Linked DNA regions of Homo sapiens: region 2 is linked to region 1. The links are chromatin contacts, found by Hi-C or POLR2A ChIA-PET in ENCODE. All regions are on one chromosome and are shown on one strand. Each heading gives the region's core, a stretch centred on a gene start or an enhancer-like site at or near the end of the contact. The rest is flanking DNA. Distances are from core to core; before and after follow the strand shown. Region 1 overlaps PLA2G4A (phospholipase A2 group IVA). Region 2 overlaps PLA2G4A (phospholipase A2 group IVA).

What was found. Hi-C counts contacts between places; a loop is a spot of excess contacts on that map. ChIA-PET counts read pairs that join two places held with the same protein, here RNA polymerase II (POLR2A). Pooled maps may share reads with other maps.
Region 2: a map of A673 shows a loop between it and region 1 (2.5-fold over the local background). The contact joins two enhancer-like sites. A Hi-C loop is called at or near these places in 4 of 168 maps with a recorded cell type or tissue (A673, Calu3, endothelial cell of umbilical vein and 1 more), 3 of 37 single-sample maps with no recorded cell type and 4 of 50 pooled maps. POLR2A ChIA-PET finds 5 or more read pairs at or near these places in 1 of 52 experiments (SK-N-SH).

What each region holds. Positions count from the first base shown.
Region 1 is chr1:186,840,949-186,845,775 of GRCh38, forward strand. The region is part of intron 1 of PLA2G4A (phospholipase A2 group IVA); the gene reads left to right. Among named protein-coding and RNA genes, the nearest start is that of PLA2G4A, 14 kb to the left of the region's middle. Within about 2 kb of position 1,783, at least 3 of the 41 ENCODE cell types and tissues checked have a DNase peak (open chromatin) inside an H3K27ac peak, as active enhancers do; they include A673, where a contact is called at or near this core.
Region 2 is chr1:186,971,537-186,976,974 of GRCh38, forward strand. The region is part of intron 15 of PLA2G4A (phospholipase A2 group IVA); the gene reads left to right. Among named protein-coding and RNA genes, the nearest start is that of LINC01036, 120 kb to the right of the region's middle. Within about 2 kb of position 3,460, at least 4 of the 41 ENCODE cell types and tissues checked have a DNase peak (open chromatin) inside an H3K27ac peak, as active enhancers do; they include A673, where a contact is called at or near this core.

The DNA.
Region 1 (4,827 bases), core at 533-3,032:
ATGCTGTTGTCAAAACACACTTCTTTTCCTAGCATTTTGTGCCACCTTGTTGCATATATTTATAACCTGTTAACAGTAAGTACATCACCATTGTCAGTCTCTTTTAAGTAGAAGTCAGAACATTATTCTTCTATATTTTCTGAAAATGCACATCATATATTTAACACCTATCAATGTGATATTATTTCATAATGGTCTGTGTGGGAAGAGGAATTTTTTAAACAATCTAATATTTGAAAGTAAACAATTTATAACTATGATTCAAACCTAGAAAATTACAAAAGATGAAAGTGATTCTTTTTGAGCTTTATTGGACCAATCCCAAGGAGAAATTCAGTTATTTGTTTTCCTCAAATTCATATCTTGGATCTACTCTGTCCTTCCAAACAGTAACTTGGTAACTTAAGATTTTAGCCAAACTAAAATTATATATATGTTATTTTAATTTTGGCTATATTTCCTTTTTAGCCCCAGTGCATGTGGGGGGCAGGGTGGGGCAGGGAGGATGCCAGTAGGGTATAAAGAAAGAGTACCTGGTTGAAAGTGAAGAGGTATGTTCAGTTTCAGCTGTTCCCCTTACTGGGTAACTTGGTGAGGTTTATTTATATCTTAAAGCCTCAGCTTACAAATTTGTACAATGAAATACTTTCTAGGTGGTGATTATGAATATTTCCTCCTTCTCCAAAATTTCTTGACCTTAAAATATGGCCAGAATGGCCACTTGTTTTTGACCACCAAGAGGTGAAAGAATGGAAAATAACAGCAAACCAGAGTGGTCAAGGAATGAAAACTAGAACACTGGCTTGGGAGTGAGGAGACATTCTTGCTTTGTTTGTAATGCATTATGTGAAACTGGGCTGGCCAGTTTCCTGATCCTTAAGATGGACAGGTTTATCTGGATTAGTACTTCCCAAATGTGAAGTGGTTAGACGTTATCCTTGTGCTTCGTTTATGTAGAATGTGTGTATGTATATGTTGGTGAGGGGTTGCGGGGAGCTTTTTAAATAATCAGATGAGGGTAGCTGCTCCATCTTAAAGGAGCTATGCTCTCTCCTTTATAATCTTCACCATCCTAGTTGAGATGCATATCATATCTTTTTTTTTTTTTTTTTGAGATGGAGTCTCTCTCTGTTGCCCAAGCTGAAGGGCAGTGGCGTGATCTCGGCTCACTGCAACCTCCGCCTCCCGGTTTCAAGCAATTCTCCTGCCTCAGCCTCCTGAATAGCTGAGGTTACAGACACCCACCACCACACCTGGCTAATTTTTTGTATTTTAGTAGAGACAGGGTTTCACAGTGTTGCCCAGGCTGGTCTCAAATTCCTGAGCTCAGACAATTCACCTGCTTTGGCCTCCCAAAGGGCTAGGATTACAGGTGTGAGCCACTGCGCCCGGCTGCATATCATGTCTTATATCACATCTGGACTTCTCTGGCCGATTTTCTCCCTCCCTCCTACAGCACCACTTTTCTCCACTAACAATTGTATGCTGCTTTGTTTAACTGCTGTGTTTATGTCATTAAAACCTGTTACGGGCTGAAATATGCCCCCTCCAAATGCATACATTGGAACCTAAATCCCAGTACCTCAGAATGTAAAAGTATTTGGGGATAAGTCCTCATTAAATTGAAAGGAGGCTGGTAGGGCATGTCCTAATCCAATTTGACTAGTGTCCTTAAAAGAAGAGGGAATTTGAACACACACAGACACCAGGCACTCTGTGCACAGGGGAAAGAGCATGTGAGGACACAGCGAAAAGCAGCTATCTGCAAGCCCAGGAGAGAGGTCTCAGGAGAAACCAAAGCTGCCAAACTTTGATCTTGGACTTCCAACCTCCAGAACTGTAAGAAAATAAATTCCCATTGTTTAAGCCACTCGGTCTGTGATACTTTGTTATGGCAACCCTCGTAAACTAACACAAAGTGCCACTTTCATCATGCCACCTCCCTGCTAAGACTCGAATAACTCTATTGCTTATTGTATAATTTCTCAGAAACTCTGCCTGTGCTTCAGGGTCTTTTGTAGAGTGAAAAAATGACATAGAAAGGGGATTCTAGGGCCAGCTCAGCCCATGTTAACCCAGATGACCTGGGAACTTTTTTATTCTTCTTGAGACAGTTATTCTTTTGTAGAGATTGGTTGTGGGAGTCTACCTTAGTTTGTGTTGTCAGTTAAACAAATTACTTACCTTTCCAAATCTGTTTTTTTTAATCTCAAAAGTAGTGATAATAATCCCTATCTTGTTATAAAGATTAAATGAGATGGTATATATAAATCACTTAAAGTATCTTGTACTTGGGAAATGTTTAACAAGTGTGGATTTTCAAAATTAAGTGTTCATATTAGCAACTGCTAAGATATATTCCAGTTTCACATTCTAGATTCTATAAATGTAATCTACTTCCTTTTGATTGTTTCTTAAGACAAGAGCACATTTATGATCTAGACAGTTTTCTCCAGTACATCATGCAAATCCCCCAGTTTGCTTATTCATCCTTCAGTCAATAGTAATTGAATTATCACTCCGGGCCCAACAGGAATACAGGGAGAAGACAGAACTTCCTTTGTGCTGCTCACAGCTATGGAAGACTGACACGTGTATAATGGTAGTCTAGTATACAATATTGTGATAAGAGATTTCAAGGAAAGGTACAAGGGTCCTAATCTAGTAGATAAATTAAGAGATGACTGACTTTAGAGAGTGAATTTATGCAGAACCCTGAATGACAGGCGGACATGATCCTGCAGAGGTGTGGGTAAGGAAAGCACCAGTTGAGAGCCTGAGGAGGATGGAGTATCTCCAACGTCATGGCCTTTTCCTAGAGGAAATGTTTCCACTTCCTCTTACTATAGATCTAAGCTCTTTCACGTTTTCAAATGTCAGATCAGTTACCATTTTCTCTGAAGCCGTTTCTACTTTAAACCACTGGAATCTCTCTCTTCTCTGAAACTCTAGTAGGTATTTCATATATACTTGTCTATGTAATTATAATGAGATTTGAAGAATACAAATTTGATAGATTAAGAAGCTGTGACTTAGGAATACAAATGGAGAGGGAAATCTTAAAAGGAACAGTATGGATATCAGCCATATGGCACCACCTGTTACTACTGTGGGACTTAGTGGCAAGTTCCATACCATTGGGTTCCAGGCTCAAGAAACAGACATAGTTAATTATTCTGTGCCTTTGTGTCTGGAGGCATGCTGTTACATTTCCTTGGGAACAGGGAGGTGTTCCTGTCGTAAACTGAGAGTATGGTTTGAGAGACATTTTTAATATAAAGCATCTCATTTACCCATCTGAATTCCTATTGTTTCTTTATTCCTTTGTGCCGGTTGGCAATATCAAACTCTTTGTATAGCCTTAGTTTACAAAAAAAGCACCATCAAATTCACTTAAAAGCTTAAAACTTTAGTGATGTCTTAGTAACTATATATCATTATAAGAATGATGATGATGGAAACATAGTAATATAATGCTCTCTTTGCTTTTAGAATATGCTTCCATATCCAGTATAGTGGAGAAAGCTTTGAATTTGGCAGCGGACAAGTTAGTGTCCAAATGTGTTCTACTTTTAAAAATGTTAATGGATCAAAAAATCAGTGTTTCTATTAAAAATTTATTGTTATCCTTCAGGTATATACCCAGTAATGGGATGGCTGGGTCAAATGGTATTTCTAGTTCTAGATCCCTGTTGGGGGAGCAGGGAGGGATAGCATTAGGAGATATACCTAATGTTAAATGACGAGTTAATGGGTGCAGCACACCAACATGGCACATGTATACATATTTAACAAATCTGCACGTTGTGCACATGTACCCTAAAACTTAAAGTATAATAAAAAAAATTTATTGTTGTATATGAAAATGTACTTGGTGTTTATAAAAGGTGCTCAATAAATTTGCCTACTTGAATTTCTTAGAAATCTCTATAGAGGCCAGGTGCAGTGGCTCACACCTGTAATCCCCTCACTTTGGGAGGCCAAGGCCACACCTGATCACACTGTAATCCCCCAACTTTGGGAGGCCAAGGCAGGTGGATCACTTGAGGTCAGGAGTTTGAGATCAGCCTGGCCAACATGGTGAAAACCCATGTCTACTAAAAATACAAAAATTAGCTGAGCATGATGGTGGGTGCCTGTAGTCCATGCTAGTCGGGAGGCTGAGGCCCCAGAATTGCTTGAACCCAGGAGGCGGAGGTTGCAGTGAGCCAAGATTGCACTACACTCCATCCTGGGTGACAGAGTGAGACTCCATCAAAAAAACAAAACAAACAAACAAACAAAAACTCTCTATAGAATTAAATACTTGTGACTTGCATGAGTTGAGGCAGTTTGAGGGGGATCATCACCAGTTTCATAAACAATGATAATAATAATGATTATTTTGTACATTTATGGCCTTCTAGGTACTGTGCTTGGTGATTTACATATATTTTCTTATTTCATCCTCCCACTGTCTCTGTGAGGATTAGGGGCGATTTTCCCTACGTACAGACAAGGAAACTGAGGGTCAGGATCCCACAGATAGAGAAAGGAGGAGACAGGCTAGAACTTGGGTCATTCTGGCTGCAGTCAAGAAGTTGCTGCCACTTAAATGCTCAACCTTTTAATATCTCCACGCGTCTATACAATGAGTTGGAGGGAAAGAGAAAAGAATCTTTTGCATTCCTATCCCTCTTCCCGCCACATGCCACAACTCTAATAATATCCCCTCTTTTTCCCCTTGTCATATCACTGTACACAGAGAGAGAAGTGACAAAACACTCTAGTCTGGGTTTTTGTTTCTGTTCACTTTTCCTGAGAAGTCCATCTTGCCCTGACAACATG
Region 2 (5,438 bases), core at 2,210-4,709, 130 kb after region 1:
TGCAATATATTACACATAATATAGTTTTTCTTGTCTCTAGGTATGTACTTCAGCAAGTTCAAAGTAAACAAAATAATCTTTTCAGGCAGAGTTGGAATATTAAAAGTACCTTAAACCTATAAGTGTTGTTATCAAAATATGTATTCCTAAATTAGTCTAAAAGATTGCCAAAGTAGAATTGTTAAATTGATAAAAATATTATACTATCAATACTAAAGTAGAATATTTGTTTTATATATAACATAATAAGATTTGAAAATTTGCGAGGAGTCTACATAAAGTTCTTTTGATAGGAGGGGAGAATCCCTAATGTAATAATTGGATATATGCAATATGATTTTATTAAGGTAATTAAATAGCAAATAATTTCCTATTTTTGAGACTGAAATATGGATACTGCCTTTCACAAAATATTAGAGCATAAATGCTGGGCAAAAAATTAGAACTATTGACTTTATTTCACATTTGCAGAAAATTCTAGCACTTCGTGTAGTTAAATGTCATATTTTGTCAAGAAGATACAGAAAGATGGAGATCATGTCTTTTGATAAAAGCAACCACAATTTATGTTGTTGTATCTGTGTTGTAACTGGCCTTGAAAGTTAATGACATCAGTGTGACACTAATTTATTTAGATTAGTTAGCACACACCTAGTAGTAGTCCAATATAAAGAGTTCATTATTCTAAATATTATTACTATTAATTTATCTAACAAAAGCAGCTTTGTGTTTCATTTTGTCAAGTTTCTTTTTGTTAACCATTTAATATCTTAGATGTATAATATGAAAATTTAGTGTACCATTAGAGCTCATCCAAAGACAATCAGTGAGATTGATTGTTGGTCATGAAAATAAGCCAAAGTCTTCATACTCAAGCATGCAAAATTAAGAGGCTGTGAATTTAGGGGAAAATGAAGGGACTTTGGGTTTTGTCGGGGAGCAAGAAAGCAAGGAATATAGAAGAATTCAGAGTTTACTACTTGAAATTATTTTCCCCTTTATCTTACTAACTTTTAGGGAGAGTGATAGATTTTAGTTATTATGCCATAAATTAAGTTATATTGTGTTGCCATACGTTGGACATAAATCTGGCTCAGTTTTTCAGTGCTCATTTAAATGCTTAATGACAAGAAGCCAGAACAACGGGTTAATTCTCTTAAAAATTATTCAAGGAAAGAGAGAAAGAGGAAATGAGGGAAGGAGAGAAGGAAGAAAGAAGAAAGGAAAATCTGAAATGAGGCAGTCTTCACAAATGATGGAAGTAATGTATCTAAATTAAACTGATCTGCCTACATTTCATTTAGGGTCAGAATTCCATTTAAACCCACTAAAAACGGAAAAAGTATCTGTATTTTTCCACAATCACCTGATTTATTTGTTGAAACGAGGGCATGACCTGTTTTAGAATCTCCACATATTATTCACTTATAATGCTTAGGTTGGCCCACATCACAGCCAAATCAGTCCAAGCATTAGCTTTGTGGGCACCAATCCACAATGGCTGGTGAAGGAAAGTGCACAGCATTTAATGTAGTACTTCCAGTTTTATCTCTTGTACTAGTTTCCTGGAACTTCTGTAACAAATTACCCCAAACATGGTGACTTACAACAACAGAAATATATTCTCTCACAGTTTCGGAGGGCAGAAGTTGAAATTAAGGCATCAACAGGGATGTCCTCTCTCTAAAGCCTCCACAGTAGACTCCTTCCTTGCCTTTTCCAGCTTTTGGTGGTTCCAGGCATTGCTCGCCTTGTGGTTGCATCTCTCCAATCTCTGCCTTCATTTTTGTATGGCCTTTTCTTTTGTGTGCATGTCTTCTCTTGTATCTCATATAAGAATAATTGTCATTGAATTTAGGGCCCACCTACGTAATCCAAGATGATCTAATCTCAAAATCCTTAATTAAATTACATTTGCAAAGAGTCTTTCCCCAAATAAGGTCATATTCACAGGGCCGAGGGATTAGGAAATGGTATTTTATATGGAGCCACCATTCAACCCACTACACTCATATTGGTCACTCACATTGAGAATCAGATGTTTTGTGATGATATTACATTAAGTTGACATTAATTTCCCTTTACGTATTTTGTGAGTTTATGGTAACATCCCTGTGAATAACTAACCAGAATTAAAAAGTGCTCTGTAAACTCTATACAACATTAGATATAGAAAATTATTTTCATGCCTATTGCATTATAAAGCTCTTGAAGCCTAATACTAGCATGCCTTTTATTAAAAGTAAGAGAGACTATAACTGTAAAATAATTAATTCTAACTTGTAGTTTCTATCTGTTGTATTTTATATTACTTGCTTCAATAATTTTTTAAGATTCTGGAGGTTTACCTACATGCTTATATGCCATCCTTCTCCCTAATCTTCTCCCTAATCTTAAAAATAGGTTTTATGTAATGAGAAACATTGTAGAATAGAAAGCACATATTCTTGGTTTGCATAGAGACAAAAGAAATCTGACTTCCTCTAATGACAAGTCAATTTATTATTTTATGTATATATGTATGTGTGTTCGTATTTTAATAAATAAATGTGTTGTTTCATATATTTAAAATATATATTTATATTTTTTTACATGTAAATGAATGAAATGGCATATATATGCTATCATACTGTGTTTTGAATATATTTCTGTTATTTACAAATAACATTTATTTACAATATTCATTTCTATGGTATTTATTTGTCATTCCTCTCCTTCAAGTCTTCTTAGTGGTGTTTCAGTACTCAAAAATGAGGGCATCCAGCCTGGCCAATATGGTGAAACCCCTTCTCTACTAAAAATACAAAAATTAGCCAGGTGTGGTGGCACACACCTGTAGTCACAGCTACTCAGGAGGCTGAGGCAGGAGAATCGATTGAACCTGGGAGGCAGAGGTTGCAATGAGCCAAGATCAGGCCACAGCACTCCAGCCTGGGCAGCAGAGTGAGACTCTGTCAAACAAAACACCAAAATGAGCACAGACATCTTACGAAGTATCTCTTTGAAGGATACTGTCAAATTTTTATCCCACAGAAAGTCAGTTTAGTTAATACTATGTAAGTTTATCTTAAGTTAGTCTATGGAAGTGTGAAGTATCTGAGGTGTCAAACAATAACCAAAATGGATAGCTATCATAGAACACAATTCCGGCATATCGCTGTAATTTGTGGAGCAGCAATTTTTTTGTTCACTGAAATCTTTTAAAATACTTTCTAAAAACTATTGCACTTTACTCATAGTCTGTGTCATTGTTTCTCAGCTTTTACAGAGAGAAACCAGACATCAGAGAGGAAATGGTTTATCCATGCTATAATCACTGTATTTGCAATCATCTGTTTTTAATCTTTTCCACATCAGGATCACATAAGGAAAGGGAAAGTTTCCATCTCTTCCTGATTCTAGCGTGAAGTGAACCATCTAAAAATAGCCTCACTGTTACCTCATGTATTTCCCTTTTCATTTTACCCCAAAATCCACACATCACTGGTCATACCCTTGAGTCATGTTTGTAAACACTAGAAAGCTCTTTCTTTTCTTTGCCCTCACGCAATTGCTCCACAATGTGAACTTTTGGTTTATTTTGATGTTGAATAATCACGAGTGAATAATTGTGAACAGTGCTGGACAAGAAATAACAAGCTGATTAATTTAGCTGAATAGAGGGAAAAAAAGAAGAGATTGGTGATAAAAGCTTTCTCAAGTTTCAAACAAGAAATTATTTACATACATATGGGATTTTCAGTGAAATGTAATTGTATTTATCATAATAGTTTATGAAGCAAATGCTTTCATATACATTAAATCCTTTGTTCTCCTAGATTTTTATTCATAAGTGGTGTTGAGAGAGTTGATCAACATAAAATTCATGACATTCCAGAAGCAAAAAGAGCAGTGAAAGTTCAATGAAAAGTGTATTTTTCTCTGAATGTAAGCCTGTATGATAAAGTACTTGTTTTCTTCTAATGTAAACTACTGAGGTCTTTATACATTTTATCATTTAATCCTCTCAGCAATCCTATGAGAAAGGCGATGGTATTAGCTTTATTTTACAGAGGTAGAAAAATGAATTGCTGAGAAATAAGAAACAGATGAAATAGAGATGAGATGGGATTGGGAGCCTGCTATGTCAGGGATAGTGAATAATCTAGTCTGTGTTTGTTCGTTCCTCATTATCTCTGCGTTGCCTGTAGGGGAGTATCACTGTACACTGCAGCCACCAAAAATAATTTGTTTCTTGTTGAGCTGTGGTGTCTAATTAGTTTGTCTCAGGTCATCCAGCTAGCAAGTTTTAGGGTGTCTGTCTTAGAGCTGGGCCTTTCACGCTGCACAACCCAGGCCCACAATCGTGCAGCACCTTCCTGCCTTTATCATACTTTTCTATAATATCTATTTATCTTTTCTGTTGATTTATAAACTCCAAATCTTCAAGGACAGCCTATCTCTTATGCTTAGAACATAACTCACTGATAATTGTTGGCTGAATTAACAAATACTCTGAGGAAATTGTCCAGGTGTACTGCAAAGTCTCACCTTGTATTTTTTCCTGGCATTTATCACAGTTTTAAGCACAAAGGGTTATTTGATTGCTATCTCTCGCCCAACAGGCTATAAATCCCATAACAACAAAAACCATGAATGTTTTACTCACTGTTATGTCCCCACTTCTAACATGGAACCTAGTCGACCACTATTGATTGCTGTGGAATGGATCAACGAGATGACAAGAGTAGTTAAAAAGAACTTAAGATTCTAGTGACAGTATCCCCAAAACTTCCCCTTTCCAGGAATTTTCCTCTCTAATGTTCTTATCTCTCTTCCCTTTCTTTATCCTCTTTTGTTTTCCTTACTTTTTTCCTTCCATCTCTTTTCTTCTCTTTACTGGCATTTATTTATTAAACATTTGCATAGCACTTAATATGTAGTAAGCACTGTTTTAAGCACTGTAAAGTATTAATTTATTTAATTCTAATAGCAACCCTATGAGATAGGTATTATTTATATCATCCACATTTTAAATCTGAGATGGAAACATTGACTTAAGAAACATGTCCAAGGCCATGGAGCTTGCATTTGGACTCAGGCATCTGGTCCCAGAATCTGTGCTTCTCCCACTATGATATTCTGCTTCTTATTTATTCTGCTCTCCCTGAAGATGCACATAATGGAAATGAGGTCTCTTCACTGCATCTCTCCATATTGATTTATGTTCTCCAGTTTAAATTTAATTTTGGGGGTGCTTACCCCAGTGAGTTAGCCTGCTTTGGTGCAGAGACAAACCAACCTCGAATCTCCGTAGCTGACTGCGAACACGTATTTCTTGGCCACTTACATGCCAGCAGTCATAAATCACCCGTGGAGGCTCTGTTCTATTTCTCTTCTCATTCTGGCGGGAATGTATAACCAGCTTACCAGGAAGGGAGCTAATACATGGAAACCAT